2 separate regions of the Homo sapiens genome follow, and region 1 is linked to region 2. Evidence: read pairs that join two places in POLR2A ChIA-PET (ENCODE). Cell type or tissue: PC-9. All regions are shown on one strand. Links, peaks and the distances in the headings refer to the core of each region. The heading gives the core; the rest is flanking DNA. Region 1 overlaps CAMK1D (calcium/calmodulin dependent protein kinase ID). Region 2 has its middle 66 kb from the start of CAMK1D.

Region 1 (11,108 bases), core at 1,363-9,362, 150 kb before region 2:
TAGGGGAAAAGGGTTAGAGAAGGTTAGAGAGTGACCTCCCTGCTTCTGCAGTTTCCTCCATTTCCTTCAGCCTGAAATATTCAGTATGCCAAGATGCTGTATTTTCAGGTAGCATTTCCTGCATCCCATCATATATACAGATCATTTTTGATTATGAAGCCTACAGGACAGGAACCATGTTTTATCACCTGTGTGTTGCCCAAGGCCTGAGCACTGCACCTGGCATACACCGTATCTCATATACTTTATTGAGGTATAATTTATCCACAATAAACTGCATTCATTTAAAGTGTGCCACTGAGTTCAACTTCCGTCACACCAAATTAAACAAAAAAACAGGTATCTGGCTGGGCATGGTGGCTCACACCTGTAATCCCAGCACTTTGGGAGGCCGAGGTGGGCGGATCACCTGAGGTCAGGAGTTCAAGACCAGCCTGGCCAACATGGCGAAACCCCATCTCTACTAAAAGTACAAAAATTAGCCAGGTGTGGTGGCGTCCACCTGTAGTCCCAGCTACTCAGGAGGCTGAGGCAGAAGAATTGCCTCCTGCCTCCGGAAGGCGGAGGCTGTAGTGAGCCAAGATCATGCCACTGCATTCCAGCCTGGGTGACAGAAGGAGACTCCGTCTCAAAAAAAAAAAAAAAATCCAAAAAGACTAACGTATAGTTGGAATGGCAGGAAAAAGACCTACTGTTTCATAATTACAACATAATGCAAGTAAGACTTTTATGAAGAGTTTCAAGGAAATGAATCCCAGGCCAAACCCACATCTGCCTTTCTCTGACTTAGACAATCTGCTGCTAGAAAGTAAGACAAGTGATATGGTTTGGCTGTGTCCCCACCCAAATCTCACCTTGAATTACAGTTCCCATAATTCCCACATGTTATGGGAGGGACCCAGTGGGAGTTCACTGAATCACGGGGTGGTTTCCCCCATACTGTTCTCGTGGTAGTGAGTAGGTCTCTCACGAGATCTGATGGTTTGATAAGGGGTTTCTGTTTTCACCTGGTTCTCATTCTCTCTCTTGCCTGCCGCCATGTAAGATGTGCCTTTTGCCTTCCACCATGATTGTGAGGCCTCCCCAGCCACATGGAACTGTGAGTCCATTAAACCTCTTTTTCTCTATAAATTACCCAGTCTCGGGTATGTCTTCATCAGCAGCGTGAAAACGGACTAATATGAAAACTCTAGGCCACTAAGGTCTTTCCCATTTTATTTAGAAAAACAAAATCTCCTCAGATTCGTCTTATATCAAAGACAGCAGAACAAACAAGTAAGTCCTCGATCCCTCTCTCAGGATTCCCGGGACAGTGAATTCAACTGCAAAGCACTCAGCAGTGTGGCTCTACAACCGGGACCCTTCACCGATGTGCACATTGACAACACTACCTACAGCAGGGAGGAGGACTGGTGAGAGCAAATCCCACAGCTGTTATCACAGCCAAGCCCTAAAACGCAGGCAAACAATAACATGCATATCCTTTCAGTCATGCCCATTTAACAGCAATAATGCTCCCTGAAAAAAATAAAGGGACATATACACGAGCACAGAGTAATTTTGAAAAACACGTGGCTCTCCCTGTCTGGCCTCCAGTCAATAAATGCCCCCACAGATGGGAGTTTTCGATAAATATTAAACCATAACAAACAACTGCTCAGGGCTCTGAGACGTATGCAGCCTTTTCAGCCACAGAAAGCACCTGTCAAGAATGACTTCGAATATGAGTTATGAAAAAGAAAAATAATGTTAGTCTGTGGTACACAAGGCAAAGTCCTCAGACAGCCTGCGCAATGGAACTTGGGATAATAGGCCCTGGTAGACACAGACGATAGTGCCTGATGTCTGTCCTACCCTGGCGACAGTCTCCCACACGTGACGGGCAAATGACTCTATTTTAATAAACAGGAGAGGAAGAGACAGGAAAGAGCCTGCACCAGAAAGCTGAGGTTTGGGGAAAATTCCATAGAAAGCAAAAAAATCAATTAGAAATATTAAGTCTTTCTTAAAAAATTAAAGTAACACGGTGCTGTCCAAGGATGCAGTTTGTATTTAACGTCCAAAGGCAGGTTTGCTGTTATTGTTATTTCACTAAAATCAAGACCATTAACTCTGTGGTAGAATGGAGCAAGGCAGGGAAGAAAAGCAAAGGTTTCCTCTAAGGAGAAATAATTTATTGCATCTCTACTGCAATGCCTCAACCTTCAAAAGTCATGGTGAGAATTCTAAGTCTCAAGTCATTCCTAGTGCAACAGCAAAAATGTGCAGCCACCACTCCTGGGTAAGAGGTCAGCAGTCGTTGCAAACTTCATTAAAATCTTTCATTCCCAAACCAGTGAAACAACATGTAAAAATGGCCCCAGTAAAGACAAGAATGTGACCTCAAAAAAATTTTTTTAAAGAAAGATATGTCCAGGAATTTCAACTGATGGAACACCCAGTGCTTCAAAAACAGGGTTTTCTTAGAATCTTCTTAAGAAAGAAACTGAATGAATGTCATGGGGGATTATACCTTTTTCATCTTCCCAATTCAGCAGGGACAATAGCCACATGTATAATTCCATCACGACAGGGGAAGCAAAGTCTCAGAGATGGAAAAAAGACACCAAGGGCAGCTTAACATGTGGTCCTTCTCCAAGGAAGTCAGCCATGCAGCAGCCAAAAACAAAAGGAAAAGGTCCCAAGCTCAAGGCGAAGGACCCACGACTTCAGACACCTGAATTGCACTTTGCCAAGCATGGTCCATCATGAGGTGTGCAGAAAAGAGCACGTGCTTCAAAAGGCCCCTCACAAGGTTGGCCCTTGGCTGGCACCTGAGAACCTGGATTCCAGGAGGGTTCCCACCATCCTAACTAAAGAGCAATTCACTGCACCTAAACAGTTTATGCAAGCAAAGTGGTTTTTGCTGAACATCTGCTTTCCTTCTGAGATTCTGGAATTTGGGTCTGTGCTAGGCAGCAGGTGCCTATGTGACCAGCTCTCAGTAAGAACCCTAACAAGAAGCTGATGTGAATATATACTGCAGGATTCCAAGTACATGACACTCTAGAAAAGGCAAAATACAGAGGCAGGAAAATAGTCAGTGATTGCCAGGGGTTGGAGACAGGGAGGGGAAAATATGCAGAAGAGGGAGAATTTTTAGGACAGTGAAACTACTCTGTATGATACGATCATGGTGGATCCATGTCATTAGCTATTTGTCCAAATCCATAGAATATGCAACACCAAGAGTGAGCCCTAATGTAAACTATGGACTCAGGGTGATGGTGACGTGTCATTGTGGGTTCATCAGCTGTAACAAAATGCCCCGCTCTGCTGGGGGATGTTGATAGTAGGAGAGCCTGTGCATGTGTGTAGGGCAGCGAGTATATAGGAAATCTCCGTATCTTCCATTTGGTTTTGCTATGAACCTAAAAATGCTTTAAAAACTAAAGTCTGGGCTGGGCGCGGTAGCTCACGCCTGTAATCCCAGCACTTTGGGAGGTCAAGGCGGGTGGATCACCTAAGGATGAGAGTTTGAGACCAGCCTGGTCAACATGGTGAAACCCCGTCTCCACTAAGAAAATACAAAAAATTAGCCAGGCGTGGTAGCAGACGCCGGTAATCCCAGCTACTTGGGAAACTGAGGTAGGAAAATCTCTTGAACCCAGGAGGCGGAGGTTGCAGTAAGCCGAGATCGTGCCACTGCACTCCAGCCTGGGTGACAAAGCGAGACTCTAGATAGATTACATAGACAGACAGACAGACAGACAGACAGATGGACAGATAGATGATAGATAGACAGATAGATAGATAGTCGGTCTGTTTAAGAAAAAAAAATCTGGCTGCTGAGTCTAGCAAGCTTCCCTAGTAGATGCCATTTCACACGTCACCACCACTCCTTGCTGATTGAACTAAGCTTGCCCTGTGTGCCCACCCCCCAGGAAGAGGACACTGGGAAATTTGTGCCCACCTGATCTGCGCCCTGCCCCTGGTGCCTCTCCCCTGTGCTGATTTTGCTCGAAGTCCTTTCGCTGTGATAAATCTTAGCCATGACTATGACCATAGGCTGAGAACTGTGAGTCCGTGGAGCGAATCATCAAACCTGGGGGTGGTCTTGGGGACCAACGCATGGGCACTTAATACGTGTATTGTGACTGATCACCTAAGCTCTAAAAATACCATAGATCCTGTCACACTGAGATCACCCGTTGGTCTCAGGGATCCTGTATCAAGTCCTCATGCCAGCATGCCCACACAGATGCCCCCATGGGGCTTTGCTGCCGAGACAGCTTCCTCCATGAGGGCTGAGATGGGCTAACTACAGCATCCGAGCTTATGAGATTAGAATGTCAGGCTTCCCACCAGGTAGGGGAACCTCTGCCCCCAAAGACTTTACCATCACCTCCTCGCCACCAGTGAACATAAACCCCACAGAAGTCAAAAGTTGTCCTTTCTTTCAAAAAACAAAGTCAGCAAGCCTCAATAAAATCCAGAATAATGCCTCCGACCAGCTTCCTAGATTTCCTTCGACGGTCACTGCTCTTCATTCTCCTTGGACAAGCCTTCATCCAGCGAGGCTGAGGGATGTCCCTGAGAGGGGGCATGTGGCTTCCAGTGAATGTGAAGAGGAGGCACTCCACAAACCCTTAGGTCCACAGCAGACTCTAGACTCTATCGACAGGATGCCCAGGCTGGCCCAGGGAACTAGAACCCACCCCTGGGCACACATGTGAAGCCTGTACGTGGAAGAGGAAGACCAAGGAACCAGAGTGGCTTTCAGGCCAAGGACAGGCTTGAGTCACAGATGAAGCCGGGGCCCGGAAAGCCATTGGCACTCAGTCTCCCACCCCTAGAAGCAAGCCTTCCTTCCCGAGCTGTGTGGCACAAAGGTACAGTCCTCTCAGGCTGTTCACCTGCATGCAATCACAGCTCAGAGCTGGACAGCCTAAGACTCATTCCCGACTGTCCCCACCACCCCATTCTGCTCATCTACAGACAAGGGTGGAGCCTCAGCAAGCTCTAGCATCTGATCCCTTCTTAACCTACTCTGTAAAGGAACATGCAAGGAAGGACCCACTCATGCATTTAGCACTGACTTATGGTGCCCAGGAGGCAGCACGAATACAAGACAATGAGAAGGGTTTGGACCAGCATTCAAAGAGCTCACCGCTGAGTTCTAAAACTGCATTCCCTGTCACCTCTGAAAATACCTCCAGCCACAGGCGACCTACATCCCTCATCTGTTAAAATGCAAACAAAAGAGGTCTTGTTGGAATCCTGCCAGGTATTAAAGGGTAGGAGAGTGGAAAGCAGTGGAAAAGCCTGGAGATGACCACTAAGCCATCCTCCAACCTGCTGGGCACAGAGCACGTCTCACCTTCTGACTCAGAGCTGCCAACAGACAGGCTGCTTGGGAGTGGAGGGGACGAGCAGGTCACAGGATGCCCGCCGGTATTACCTTGAGGTAACAGGAACTCCAGCCTGTTGCACAAAGGTGAGCATCTACAGGAGGCCCTTCCAAAACAAGCAGGGAAGTGCAATTGATGGAAATGAGGTGCTGAGCAGGTGAGGTAAGAAAACCACGGAAGCAGCAGAGAACCTGGAGTTAGGCTTGGAATATGGAAACCTAGGGCGGATCCATCAGTGTCAGTGGGGCTTCTTGTTCAGGGACTGCAATTGGCCTCCTGCTCCCCATCACCTTTTCTTTTTTTTTTTTTTTTTTTTTTTTTGAGACAGAGTTTCACTCCTCGCCCATGCCGGAGTGCAGTGGCACAATCTCAGCTCACTGTAACCTCTGCCTCCCAAGTTCAAGCCATTCTCCTGCCTCAGCCTCCGGAGTAGCTGGGATTACAGGCACCCACACCACCACCACACCTAGCTAATTTTTGTATTTTTAGTAGGGACAGTGTTTCACCATGTTGGCCAGGATGGTCTCGAACTCCTGACCTCAGGTGATCCACCCGCCTCAGCCTCCCAAAGTGCTGGGATTACCAGTGTGAGCCACTGCGCCCAGCCTTCCCTCCCCTCCTGATTCCTCCTGGGCTGCTTTCTCAAAGATAACTCTCCTGCAGGGAGGTCAGGGTCATGCCCAAGGGCCAGCCTTTTCTAGACGGATGATTCCCACATCCTTCAAGTCTCAGAACACCCAGCACAGACTGAAGGCGATCAAGGTGACCGGGCTACCACTCAGCATTGGGAAGCATTACCCGGTGAACATCAAATGTGTATTTACACACCGTTCAGAGTATTATTTAACAGATTTGAAAACAGCACAAGGACGTTTTTCACTTTGCAATTAGGGAAAGAGATTTGCTAATTTAGGTCCTTAAATCCTTGGAATCTTTAAGCAGTCACTTGCTGGATGTCATTATCCCTAAAGCCACCAGCTAATTCTAGGCCAGTAATGAGAGAGCTCACAGCTTGCACAAACAACGGCTGGGCTCTATGAGCCTGGAGCCAAGCCAATCTCACAATTCTGCCTAGATCCAGCCCCGTTCCTGGTCACTAGGGTAGTGGGCATCTCATGGGCATCCATGATCAAGGCTCAGCGCCAGACCCCTTGTACACAGAATCAGGAAATCTCAAGCGCTGAAGGGCACTCGTTTACAGAGGAGATTTGGAAAGGCCAAATGGCTTACCTGGGGTCACAAGTCAGGGGTGTGTCTGACTCCAAACCCCAAACACTCTATGCTATCATCCTGTACCCAGTCACAATTAGAAATATAACAACAGACTTATTTTTTTAATTTGGAAGAGAAAAATCTTAGGACTAGTTACTCAAGGTAAGAAAGCAATAGAAAAGGAAGAGAGCTCTTAGCCAGGTATGAGGGATTGCTCCTGCAGTCCCAGCAACTCAGGAGACTGAGGCAGGAGGATCACTTGAGCCCAGGAGTTCAAGGCTGCAGTGAGGTATGATCACACCACCGCATTCCAGCCTGGGTAATAGAGCAAGACCCTTTCCCCACAATAATCATAATAAAATTCACAAGGGCCAGTACCACTTCAGAGGAGGGACTTGTAGATGCAACTAAATCCAGACAGAAGGATGCACTGGGGGACCTGAAATCCCCACCCAACGACAGGAAGTCTGTGTATGTTAGGACTCTTAACATAACCCTTTACAAAGTGAGGGTTTGGCAAACTGCAGCCCCTAGAAGATGCAGAGCTGAGTGATGCCCAGGGGCAGGGGCCCAAGCACGTGGCTATCTGGCAGGTTCCTCAATGTTACTGCAAAAATGCTCTGAATCCACGAGTTTGTTTTTTCTTTTCTATGGTTTTCCATTCAGCAAATATAAACCGCATGCCAGCTTTCTGGACGCAAGGCATTGACTGGGGAGATGCCAATCACAGGCTCCAGACCCCTTACATGAGGCAAATCCTGAGAAACCACTCCAAAACTCGATGCATTCTGACCACCAGATTCCGCTTTCCTCGACCCAGTTTTATGCTTCTTTTGTTGACTAAATAACCAAGCAAAATTAAGGGAGAAGACTCTAAGGAAGCCTAGACTGTTTGTTTTGAATAAACAAATATTAAAAAAAAAAATCAAACCCTTCCACCTGAGAAAAAAATTACGCTGTACCTGGAGCAGGAAATGAGAGCAGAGGGAAAGATATCAGGCATTGGTAATTAAGTCCTGGGGTCTGCAGGAGGGAGGGCAGCTGGTAGGATGAGAATGATCAGCAAAGCTCCACAAACGTGGTAGGCAAAAAAGCAGCTGGACTGGGAAAGGTTTTCAGCAGGGAGATGGGGGATCTCCAAGCTCCTCTAATCTCTAAAAGGAGAACAGCATAAAGAGAGCAATTCTGAGGCTGTGAGAGGAAACCTGACCGAGCACCTGGTGTGTGCTTTATGGGTCTTTCCCTGGATCTTATGTAATTCACGCCCCACCTGCTCCCATGCCCGGAACACATCTGGGCACAGTCTGTGGTTCTTTTCCATGATCCGTGTGAGCTGGCTCAGGGACAGTGAAATCCCTGCATAGCACTGGCATTTACTCTAATCCCGGGGACCTTGTACATGACTCTCCCAAAGGGTCATCCTGTGCTGTGCAGCAGCTCCCATTGCCGAGACGGCACCATCTTGGGAGCAGGTGGGTGGAATCTGGCCTTCGAGAGTGTCCAGCACAGACCAGCCCAATGAGGGCAGAACACCAGTGACAAGGACACGGTAAGGGTGGACAATGGGGAATCTTCAGGGTGCAAGCAAGGCAAGCGCTGGCACCCTGACACCATTCATTCGTTCACTCATTCATTCATTATTCAACTCACCCATTCATTTATTCAACTCACTCATTTGTTCATTTGCCCATTCATTCACACATTAACTCATCTATTCACTCATTCATTCATTTATTCAACTCATTCATTTGTTCATTTGCCCATTCATTCACACATTAACTCATCCATTCACTCATTCATTTGTTCACTTGCCCATTCATTCACACATTAACTCATCCATTCGCTCATTCATTGATTTATTTATTAATTCATTCATTTATTCGTGTACTCACTCATTCATTTGTTTATTCATTCCCACTTTGGTGGGAAAGCAAAAGTCTTCAAACCAGGCCCCAGCTGGATCTGCCAGAAACACACACACAAAGACAACAGACAAATAAACCTTGGACTAAGTTTCCTGCAAACGAAGGTAAGGGTGATAGGAGAAAACTTGAGAATCACAGCCTCATGGGGCTGAGGAAAAACTCTTTGGGGCTGTCTCCCCACCACCACGGGCAAGTTTCAATCCACCTCTGTGGGTCATATGATTCCCACTCTCCCTATCACCATCTCCAAAGGCAAATTAGAGCTCCCAGGCTCTCAGAGAAACGCGGCCCAGTGTCTCCAGACAGCCCTTGGAATCTGGAAATCACTGCTCCTCTGATGTATCCAAAACCCCTCTTCCAAAGGTAGAATACCTGAGCCAAAGACTGGCCACAGTGACCTCTGCTCAAGGAGACATGGTCGGCCTTCTTGATTGCCTCTCCCCAGGGATGACAGGTCTCTCCAGACCCTGCCGCATGGCCAAAAGGGAAACACAGCTGGAGGAACTGTGACGCCAGGAGAAGAGTCAGGAATCATCAGAGGTTGCCAAGAACATCCTCAAATCCTCTGCGGATGTGAGAAGGTTGTAAATCTTAAAATGTAATATAGAAAAGCTGGATAATAGCTGTCACTTCTAGTTTTCCCAGTAATCCCTTCAGGGAAGTAGAAAAGAAGAGGAGAAAAGTCAGACCGGGTCATGCGGGTGAGATCAGAGGCTTTATTAAAGCAGGGAACGGACGCCCCCAGCTCTGGCCCTGGAGTAACAGAGCACGCTCCTCCCACCCTGGGTTCCTCAGGTGCTCCACGATAGGCAGGCGCTCTGAAGGATCTCCCTGGATTCCCCTGAGGATTAGTGCATCTTTTGAATGAGTTATTCCTCGGGAAAGTGAGGGGATTGCATCTACCTCTCGGGAGTGCACATAACTGACTCTCTTGGAGTCTGAGAATCGGCCTCTCTCCCCGACCCACCCAGTCTCTCTCCTCAGACACTGAGTGATCACAGCCTCCAGCTCACCCAGACCCACCTGTGCACCCGGCTCCTTTCTAAGCCATGAGCTGATCTCCGTTTCCACCTGTGCCCTCAATAACCAGGGATTACAGTGCAGCTGCAAAAAACAGCCCCAGGCTTCCAAGGGGCAGCAGTGGAGGTGAGATGTGTGTTTGATAACTTCCCGACAAAACTGCCTTTCACATTTTGGTTTATTGTTTTAATTTTTCTTCCTTTCTCTACTACAAGAATAAGGCAGTAAGAACAAGGTGGAGAAAGCATAATTTTTTAAAAAATAAGAAAATGAGGCTCATCTCCTAATTTATTATAAAAAATAAAAACAATAGCATTTAAAAATAATCACATGTATCAGCTGGGCATATGGTTCACGCCTATAACCCCAGCACTTTGGGAGGCCAAAGCGGGCGGATCACTTGAGGTCAGGAGTTTGAAACCAGCCTGGCCAGCATGGCGAAATCCCGTCTCTACTAAAAATACAAAAATTAGCCTGGCGTGGTGGTGCACACCTGTAATCCAGCTACTTAAGAGGGTGAAGCAGGAGAATCGGTTAAACACAGGAGGCAGAGGTTGCAGTGAGCTGAGATTGCACCACTGCACTCCAGCCGGGGCCACACAGCAAGACCCCATCTTAAAAAATCATCATCATCATCATCATCATCATCACATGTATGCACCAAAGCTCCAAGCCTGAAAAGCCCCAGAGAGCTGCAATGGAGACATATCCAATACTCGGCACGTGGATTCTATCTCCAGCTCTGCCCTAAGGAAGCGTGTGGTCGTTCACAGCCTGGGCAGCTGTCTGGTCTCAGTGTGTTTGCAAAATCAGCAATGTACTGCCTCGTTCTCAGACTCTGGTGTGTGACCCACAGACAGGACAAGGAAAAAGTCGTGTAATTAATTCAAATGACTTGGGATAAAAACTAATCTGATTTAGTGAAAGCTCTAGATGTTCTGAAGCACACTGATCCCCTTCAAGTTCATCAGATATAAAAACTCACAGCTACAGGAGGCCAAAGGACCCACAGACCTGTTCCGTGCAAGCCCACCTACCAGCAGGGCTGGTCAGTGCCTTGTGGGGCTGTGCTCTCCGGGAGAGCGGATCGTGTTCATTTGGGAATTATTGACCACAGCGCTTTGCTGAGCAATCCGTCTTTTCACGGAGCATGCAAAGGTCAACAGGGGCTTGGTCCCATCCAAATGCTCACAAATCCCAAACGAGCAGGATTGGAACAGGGGTTTTCTAGGATTATACCAGCTACTGACTTCCATCCAAGAGAGAACAGCAAGGCAGTGGGGGATGTAAGTGTTTTTGTCATTATGTATGACAAAGAACATGAAGCAGAGGAAATCAGAAGGCTGGAAAACAGTGAGAGAAGCAAGCAAGCAGGAGAGAATGTGGGAGACAAAGTGAGAGTGACTCCCCGGGGTGGGGAGGGGCAGTGCTGGGGCAGTGTTGTTCTAAGAACTGCAGTTACCCAGCCCATGTGTCCAAAGGATGCTAACCAAGTACATTAATGCAAACATTCACGCATCCTCGGTGGAGGGATTCACCAGAGGTGAAACCTTGCGTGGAG
Region 2 (10,200 bases), core at 2,201-10,200:
GACTGACACGATCAAGAAGGGGTGCTGGGTCATGATAGATGGGAAGTTTCTCTTGGGGAAGAGAAAGGCCCTTTAAGTTGGCAAACGGGCCAAGCAGAGACATGGGGTGTGTAGAGAGGTGAGGATGCTGCCTTGGAGGAGGCTTAGGTTCTTTTTTTTTTGTAGACAGAGTCTCGCTCTGTCACCCAGGCAGAGTGCAGTGACGTGATCTTGGCTCACTGCAAGCTCCGCCTCCCGGGTTCACGCCATTCTCCTGCCTCAACCTCCTGAGTAGCTGGGACTACAGGCGCCCACCACCATGCCCAGCTAATTTTTTGTATTTTTAGTAGAGACAGGGTTTCACCATGTTAGCCAGGATGGTCTTGATCTGACCTCGTGATCCGCCCACCTCAGCCTCCCAAAGTGCTGGGATTACAGGCGTGAGCCACCGCTCCTGGCCTACTTAGGTTCTTTTCAGTAGGAATTCAAAGAGGAGGTTAGAAAGATGGAATTGCACCAAATTAAGAAAGGTGGTGAAAAGCCTGGGAAAGAGCCCAGGCCTCAGGCTGTAGCAAAAGGCAGCCTTCGCATGGCAGGTGGGAGTGAGGTCTTGAGCAACAGAGGGACGTGACGAAGGCAACGTTCTACACGGTAGCACAATTCCTCAACAAGATTTTAAGGATGGTAATTCCTAGGAAACCAATAAACACGTGAGCGCATGTCCTCCCTGTTCTGGGCGAGCCTGCGTTCCCTGCTTTACCTCTTGTGGTTTTCAACTGTCTAAAACAAAGACTCTTTCTTACTCCAACCATTAACCAGTTTTCCTGCTTTTGTTTTTCTTTTTTTTTTTTTTGAGACAGAGTTTCACTCTTGTTGCCCAGGCTGGAGTGCAATGGTGCGATCTCAGCTCACCGCAACCTCCGCCTCCCAGGTTCAAGCGATTCTCCTGCCTCAGCCTCCCAAGTAGCTGGGATTACAGGCATTCACCACCATGCCCGGCTAATTTTTTTTTTTTTTTTTTTTTTTTTGTATTTTTAATAGAAATGGCATTTCTCCATATTGGTCAGGCTGGTCTTGAACTCCCGACCTCAGGTGATCCGCTTGCCTCGGCCTCCCAATGTGCTGGGATTATAGGCGTGAGCCACCACACCCAGCCCTTGCTTTTGTTTTTCTTAATTCACATAGGTTTGCAATTGCTCCACTGAATTTGGCTTTGGATGGAAAAATCCTCCATCGTCCCTCCAGCTAGAAAAATACCTTCATTTTCTCTGTGTTTGGAAACAAGACCATAGGACCTGGTGTAGTCCCAAACATAATATGTGCATGTGCTCCAGGCCACATCACCCAAGCCTTCCACACTGCTCCCAGGACCACCTACCAGGCCCCACCTGTAGGTTGGGTGACCCCTCACAGCCCAGTAGGAATTCAGGCAGGGGCTTCATGAGAGACAAAGGGGACAAACCTGAACTCCTACCTGGGAACTCCAAATACCGAGCCTTCATCCACACAGGAGCCACTGGTTGTAAGACAGCCCTCCTGAGGTGCTTCTGACCAGAGAGGACAAAGGAGCTACTTGGTTTGGAGGGAAAAAGGCTAAAGAAAGTCACCCTGACCCCTGGGCCACATGGCTCTTGCCTCAACTGTCTTCTCAGAACAGCCTAAATATCTCCAAAGAAATGCCACCTATGGTCAGGCATGGTGGCTTATTCCTGTAATCCCACCACTTTGGGAGGCTGAGACCGGAGGATCACTTGAGCCCAACAGTTCAACACCAGGCTGGGCAACAAAGCAAGACCCCACCTCTACAAAAAAATTATTATTATTATTATTTTTTTTTTTTGAGACAGAATCTTGCTCCGTCACCCAGGCTGGAGCGCAGTGGTGAGATCTTGGGTCATGGCAACCTCCACCCCCTGGGTTCAAGCATTTCTTGTGCCTCTGCCTCCTGAGTAGGTGGAATTACAGGTGTGTACCACCACGCCCAGCTAATTTTGGTATTTTTAGTAGAGACAGCGTTTCACCGTGTTGGCCAGGCTAGTCTTAGACTCCTGACCTCAGGTGATCCACCCGCCTCGACCTCCCAAAGTACTAGGATTACAGGTGTGAGCCACCATGCCTAGCCAAAAAAAATTTTAATAATAAAAAAGAGGGCTGAGTGCAGTGGCTCACGCCTGTAATCCCAGCACTTTGGGAGGCCGAGGTGGGTGGATCACGAGGTCAGGAGATCAAGCCCACCCTGGCTAACATGGTGAAACCCCGTCTCTATCAAAAAAAAAAAAAAAAATACAGAAAATTAGCCAGGTGTGGTGGTATGCACCTGTAGTCCCAGCTACTCAGGAGGCTGAGGTAGGAGAATTGCTTGAACCCAGGAGGCGGAGGTTGCAGTGAGCCAAGATCACACCACTGCACTCCAGCCTGGGCAGCAGAGTGAGACTCTGTCCAAAAAAAAAAGATACAAATAGTATACATCTGACAAAGGACTAATATCCAGAATCTACAATGAACACAAACAAACTAGCAAGAAAAAAAAATCCCATCAAAAAATGGGCTAAGGACATGAATAGATAATTCTCAAAAGAAGATATATAAATGGCCAAGAAATATGAAAAAATTCCCAACATTGTCCGGGTGCGGTGGCTCACACCTGTAATCCCAGCACTTTGGGAGACTTTGGGAGGCCGAGGCAGGCGGATCACGAGGTCAGGAGATCGAGACCATCCTGGCTAACACAGTGAAACCCCATCTCTACTAAAAATACAAAAAAATTAGCTGCGCGTGGTGGCGGGTGCCTGCAGTCCCACCTACTCGGAAGGCTCAGGCAGGAGAATGTTGTGAACCCCGGAGGTGGAGCTTGCAGTGAGCCAAGATCACGCCACTGCACTCCAGCCTGGGCGACAGAGCGAGACTCCATCTCAAAAAAAAAGAAAAAAAAGAAGTATCTCACCACCCCTAGTCAACGTAGTGTTGGAAGTTCTGGCCAGGGCAATCAGGCAGGAGAAGGAAATAAAGGGTATTCAATTAGGAAAAGAGAAAGTCAAGTTGTCCCTGTTTGCAGATGACATGATTATATATCTAGAAAACCCCATCGCCTCAGCCCAAAATCTCCTTAAGCTGATAGGCAACTTCAGCAAAGTCTCAGGATACAAAATCAGTGTGCAAAAATCACAAGCATTCTTATACACCAATAACAGACAAACAGAGAGCCAAATCATGAGTCAACTCCCATTCACAATTGCTTCAAAGAGAATAAAATACCTAGGAATCCAACTTACAAGGGATGTGAAGGACCTCTTCAAGGAGAACTACAAACCACTGCTCAATGCAATAAAAGAGGATACAAACAAATGGAAGAACATTCCATGCTCATGGGTACGAAGAATCAATATCGTGAAAATGGCCATACTGCCCAAGGTAATTTATAGATTCAATGCCATCCCCATCAAGCTACCAATGACTTTCTTCACAGAATTGGAAAAAACTGCTTTAAAGTTCATATGGAAACAAAAAAGAGCCCGCATTGCCAAGTCAATCCTAAGCCAAAAGAACAAAGCTGGAGGCATCACACTACCTGACTTCAAACTATACTACAAGGCTACAGTAACCAAAAGAGCATGGTACTGGTACCAAAACAGAGATATAGACCAATGGAACAGAACAGGGCCCTCAGAAATAATGCTGCATATCTACAATCATCTGATCTTTGACAAACCTGACAAAAACAAGCAATGGGGAAAGGATTCCCTATTTAATAAATGGAGCTGGGAAAACTGGCTAGCCATATGTAGAAAGCTGAAACTGGATCCCTTCCTTACACCTTATACAAAAATTAATTCAAGATGGATTAGAGACTTAAATGTTAGACCTAAAACCATAAAAACCCTAGAAGAAAACCTAGGCAGTACCATTCAGGACATAGGCATGGGCAAGGACTTCATGTCTAAAACACCAAAAGCAATGGCAACAAAAGCCAAAATTGACAAATGGGATCTAATTAAACTAAAGAGCTTCTGCACAGCAAAAGAAACTACCATCAGAGTGATCAGGCAACCCACAGAATGGGAGAAAATTTTTGCAATCTACTCATCTGACAAAGGGCTAATATCCAGAATCTACAAGGAACTCCAACAAATGAACAAGAAAAAAACAACCCCATCAACAAGTGGGCAAAGGATATGAACAGACACTTCTCAAAAGAAGACATTTATGCAGCCAAAAGACACATGAAAAAATGCTCATCATCACTGGCCATCAGAGAAATGCAAATCAAAACCACAATGAGATACCATCTCACACCAGTTAGAATGGAGATCATTAAAAAGTCAGGAAACCACAGGTGCTGGAGAGGATGTGGAGAAATAGGAACACTTTTACACTGTTGGTGGGACTGCAAACTAGTTCAGCCATTGTGGAAGTCAATGTGGCGATTCCTCAGGGATCTAGAACTAGAAATACCATTTGACCCAGCAATCCCATTACTGGGTATATACCTAAAGGATTATAAATCATGCTCCTATAAAGACACATGCACACGTATGTTTATAGCAGCACTATTCACAATAGCAAAGACTTGGAACCAACCCAAATGTCCAACAATGATAGACTGGAATAAGAAAATGTGGCACATATACACTATGGAATACTATGCAGCCATAAAAAATGATGAGTTCGTGTCCTTTGCAGGGACATGGATGAAGCTGGAAACCATCATTCTCAGAAAACTATCGCAGGGACAAAAAACCAAACACCACATGTTCTCACTCATAGGTGGGAATTGAACAATGAGAACACATGGACACAGGAAGGGGAACATCACACACCGGGGCCTGTTGTGGGGTGGGGGGAGGGGGAGAGATAGCATTTGGAGATATACCTAATGTTAAATGATGAGTTACTGGGTTCAGCACACCAACATGGCACATGTATACATATGTAACTAACCTGCACGTTGTGCACATGTACCCTAAAACTTAAAGTATTAAAAAAAAAAACGCTCACAATAATACCCCCCAAAAAGAAAGAAAGAAAGAAAAAATGCCCAACATTACTAATAATCAGGGAAATGCAAATCAAAATCACAATGTGATACCACCTGACTTCTGCAAGAATGGCCATAATCAAAAAATAATAGATGTCGGCGTGGAAGCAGTGAACAGGGAGCACTTCTACACTGCCGGTGGGAACGTAAACTAGTGCAACCACTATGGAAAACACTGTTGGAGATTCCTTAAGGAACTAAAAGTAGATCTACCATTTGATCCAGCAATCCCACTACTGGGTACCTACCCAGAAGAAAAGAAGTCATTATACGAAAAACATACTTGCACATGCATGTTTATAGCAGCACAATTCACAATTTTAAAAATCTGGAACTAGGCCGAGCACGGTAGCTTACATCTGTAATCCCAACACTTTGGGAGGCCAAGGAGGGCAGATCACTCGAGGTCAGGAGTTCGAGAGCAGCCTCAGCAACATTTTGAAATCTCATCTCTACTAAAAATACAAAAATTAGCTGGGCGCGGTGGTGTGTGCCTGTAATTCCAGCTACCCGGGAGGCTAAGGTATGAGAATCACTTGAACCCGGGAGGCAGAAGTTGCAGTGAGCTGAGACTGTGCCACTGTACTCCAGCCTGGGTTACAGAGTGAGGACTCCGTCTCAAAAAAAAAAAAAAAGTGGAACCAATCCAAATGTCCATCAATCAACGAGTGGATAAAGAAACTATGGTGTACATATCCATATATATATATGATGGAATACTACTCAGCCATAAAAAGGAATGAATCAATGGCATTTGCAGTGACCTGGATGAGATTGGAGACTATTATTCTAAGCGAAGTAACTCAGAAATGGAAAACCAAACATCGTATGTTCTCACTCGTAAGTGGGAGCTAAGCTATGAGAATGCAATGGCATAAAAAAGACACAGTGGACTTTGGGAACTCAGGGGGAATGGGTGGGATGGGGGGAGGGATAAAATATTACATACTGGGTTCAGGGTACAGTGCTCGGGTGATGGGTGCAAAAATCTCACAAATCACCGCTAAAGAACTTACTCATGTAACCAAACACCACCTGTTCCCCTAAAACCTATGAAAATAAAAAAAATAAAAATAAAAAAAAACTCTTAACAAAATAAAAAGTGTTCTGGGAACTGCTGGTGCAGTGCAAATCAAGGGCACAGAGAACTTCCAGAAGGATGTCTGGACAGCTAGGACTGAAGTCATCCTGTTTAGAGCCTTAAGGTGAATAGATCATCATTTCCTCCCTTTGAACAAGAAGGCTGGGCACATTGTTAGCAGGTTAGATTGGGCGGCATGAGACTAAGGGTATGTTGTGAGGGTTGGGGGGTTGGGGGTTCAGACAGACCTGAGATCCAATGCAAGCTCTGCTGTCTGCTGTGTGGCTTTAAGAAAGCTTCCTAACTTGTCTGGGCACCGCTTTTCTCATATATGAAGTCAGAGTAACAAAGACTTTTGCCAGAGAGTTCATTTGAGGACTAGCTAAACATCTGCTGAATGAAAAAAAAAAAAAAAAGATAACAAATAGTGAATCAGCACATGGAAAGGTGTTTAAAATCATTAGACATGGCCAGGTGTGGTGGCTCACACCTGTAATCCCAGCACTTTGGGAGGCCGAGGTGGGCGGATCATGAGGTCAGGAGATCAAGACCAGCCTGGCCAACACGGTGAAACCCCATCTCTACTAAATATACAAAAATTAGCCAGGCATGATGGTGGGCACCTGTAATCCCAGCTACTCCAGAGGCTGAGGCAGGAGAATTGTTTGAACCCAGAAGGCAGAAGTTGCAGTGAGCTAAGATTGTGCCATTGCACTTGCAGCCTGGGCGACAGAGTGAGACTCCAGCTCAAAAAAAAAAAAAAAAAATCATTAGACATTAGGCAAATGCAAATTAAAACCAGAGTGACATGGCACTTTACACCCATGAATGGCTAAATTTAAAAGATTGACAATATTAAACATTGGCAAGGAAGTAGAGCAACTGGACTTTTCTTAGTGTTGGTACAATTACTTTGGATAGCAGCTTAGTGGTATTTCATAATTATAGTTAAACATACACTGACTATACGATCCACCAATTCTATTCCTAGGAATGTACGCAAGAACAGTGAAAGCATATTTCCTGAAAAAGATAAGTACAAGCATGTAGGTATCAGCTTTATGCTCCGTATTCCAAAAGTAGAGATAATCCAGTTTCCATTGCCAGATAATGAGATAAAATTTTTAAGATATGGTAATCTCTCATTATATTACTAGCATGGAACAAGATTTCTTGTTTTTTATTGATAAAATTTATTTATTTATTTATTTATTTATTTATTTATTTTATTTTTAGAGAACAGGGTCTCGCTACATTACTCAGGCAGACCTCAAACTCTTGGGGTCGGTCAAGTGATCCTCCTGCCTTAACTTCCCAAGTAGTTGGGACCACAGGTGCCTGTGCCACTGTGCCTGACTAAATGAATGTTGAGGCCGGCTGTAGTGGCTCACACCTATAACCCCAACACTTTGGGAGCCAAGGAGGGTGGATCACCTGAGGTCAGGGGTTCAAGACCAGCCTAGCCAACACAGAGAAACCCCATCTCTACTAAAAATACAAAAATTTGCAGAGTGTGGTGGTACACACCTGTAATCCCAGCTACTCGGGAGGCTGAGGCAGGAGAATCACTTGAACCTGGGAAGCAGAGGATGCATGAGCCAAGATGGTGCCACTGCACTCCAGACTGGGTGACAGAGCAAGACTCTGTCTCTAAAAAAAAAAAAAAAAAAAAAAAAAAAGTTGATATATTAGAATACTATTTAGCAATAAAAAAGAAAAACATGCAATAACATGCATAAATCTCAAAATTATTATGTTGAGAAAAGATGCCAGACACAAAAAAGTAAATACTAAATGATTGTACATCTGTAATATTCTAAAACAGGCAAAACTAAAATATTGTGATAGAATTCAGAACAGTGGTTGCCTCTGCTGGGAAAAATTCACTAGAAATGGGTATGAAGAAACTTTCTGGGTTGATGGGAATGTTCTTTATCTGGACTGGGCAGCTGATTACACAGGTGTACACAGACGTCAAAACTCATCCAACTGTACACTTGACATCCGTGCATTTTATTGTACAAAAATTATACCTCTTTTTTTTAAGTACTGGAAAAGAGTACAAAGAAAGAATTGCCTATGTCTTTTCTTTTTTTCTTTTTTCTTTTTTTTGAGATGGAGTCTCGCTCTGTCGCCCAGGCTGGAGTGCAGTGGTGCCATCAGAGCTCGCTGCAGGCTCCGCCTCCTGGGTTCATGCCATTCTCCTGCCTCAGCCTCCTGAGTAGCTGGGACTACAGGTGCCCGCCACCACGCCCAGCTAATTTTTTGTATTTTTAGTAGAGACAGGGTTTCACCATGTTAGCCAGGATGGTCTCAAACTCTTGACCTCATGATCCGCCCACCTTGGCCTCCCAAAGTGCTGGGATTACAGGTGTGAGCCACCGCGCCCAGCCTGCCTATGTCGTTTCTTCACTCCTAGGCTTAGTGTTGCGCTCAATTTAACCAAGCCCTTCAACCAGCTAGAAGGCCAGCTTTGTATGTATTTTGCAAGAAGCTCCTCATTAAGCTGTGAGTCCTGTCTTGGGGAGATTTATAGGAAGGTGGATGTTGACAAAAGGCCTGAACTCTTCCAATACTTCAATTAAGATGCATTCTAGGCCAGGTGCTATGGCTCACCACTGTAATCCCAGCACTTTGGGAGGCCAAGGCAGGCAGATCACGAGGTCAGGAGATCGAGACCAGGCTGGCCAACATGGTGAAACCCGGTCTCTACTAAAAACACAAAAATTAGCTGGACATTGTGGCAGGTGCCTGTACTCCAGCTACGTGGGAGGCTGAGGCAGGAGAACCACTTGAAACTGGAAGGTGGAGGTTACAGTGAGCCGAGATCACGCCACTGCATTCCAGCCTGGGCAACAAGAGTGAAACTCCGTCTCAGAAAAAAAAAAAAAAAAAATGCATTTGAGAAATATCCACTAAAGAAGAGAAAGGCCAATAGCGAGTCAAGAGAGAGCAAGAGCTGTTTTGTTGGTGTAACTGGGATGGAATCCACACTAGAGCCGGTGGAGGCGTGAGTGGGTGGTGGGGAGATGATGAAAGGCTGGATAGTGTGAGACACGGATTGTGCTGGTTACGAAACAGCCTTAAGTATGTTCGGCATAGACGCAACAGCAAACATCAATATACACTTATAGCAGTATTTTTTAACCAACTAGAAAGAGTAGGGGGACACAGAGGCAGGAAAAAAAATAAAATAAAAAATTAGGGCCGGTAATTACAGGCTCACACCTGTAATCCCAGCACTTTGGAAGGCCAAGGCAGACAGATCGTTTGAGGCCAGGAATTCCAGACCAGCCTGGGTAACATGCCAAAACCCCATCTCTACACAAAACAGAAAAATCAGCTGGGTGTGGCGGTGCACACCTGTAGTTCCAGCTACTCAGGAGGCTGAGGTGGGAGGATCACTTGAGCCTGGGAGGTTGAGGCTACGGTGAGCTACGATTGCAGCAGTGGCTCACGTCTGTAATCCCAGCATTCTTGGAGGCCGAGGCGGGCAGATCACTTGAGGTCAGGAGTTCAAGATCAGCCTGGCCAAATGGCGAAACCCCATCTCTACTAAAAAATACAAAAATTAGCCAGGTGTGGTGGCGCATGCCTGTAATCCCAGCTACTCAGAAGGCTGAGGAAGGAGAATCGCTTGAACTCAGGAGGCGGAGGTTGCAGTGAGCCAAGATCATGCCACTGCACTCCAGCCTGGGCAACAGAGTGAGACTCCATCTCAAAAAAAAAAGAAAAAAGAAAAAAAAGAAAAAAGTGGTGTATCTGACTATATGAACTTTTAAAAATGTCAAAAATAAAAAATCAAACTATTAAAATGCAAACTGACCAGGAAAAATATTTGTACCAAATCTGACCACAGCATTAATATCTTCATTACATGAGAAAAATCCTTATTAATTGGTTTTTTAAAACTGTCTCCAGGCCGGTCATGGTGGCTCATGCCTGTAATCCTATCACTTTGGGAGTCCGAGGTGGGCCAATCACCTGAGGTCAAAAGTTTGAGACCAGCCTGGCCAACATGGTGAAAACCCATCTCTACTAAAAGTACAAAAATTAGTTGGGCGTGGTGGCACACACCTGTAATCCCAGCTACTCAGGAGGCTGA

The links. Peaks named below come from ENCODE experiments on the same cell type or tissue, not always from the same donor. Only the 100,000 strongest peaks of a DNase experiment are listed, where the experiment ranks them.
Region 1: POLR2A ChIA-PET joins it to region 2 with 44 read pairs; 2 of 35 experiments call an interaction of 5 or more read pairs at or near these places.

What each region holds. Positions count from the first base shown.
Region 1 is chr10:12,429,825-12,440,932 of GRCh38, reverse strand. The region is part of intron 1 of CAMK1D (calcium/calmodulin dependent protein kinase ID); the gene reads right to left. Among named protein-coding and RNA genes, the nearest start is that of CAMK1D, 86 kb to the right of the region's middle. In PC-9, for the core only: no CTCF peak of the experiment used is centred there; a DNase peak (open chromatin) is centred at 5,392; H3K4me3 peaks cover 347 bases; H3K27ac peaks cover 3,091 bases.
Region 2 is chr10:12,278,394-12,288,593 of GRCh38, reverse strand. No RefSeq gene overlaps it. Among named protein-coding and RNA genes, the nearest start is that of CAMK1D, 66 kb to the left of the region's middle. In PC-9, for the core only: no CTCF peak of the experiment used is centred there; no DNase peak of the experiment used is centred there.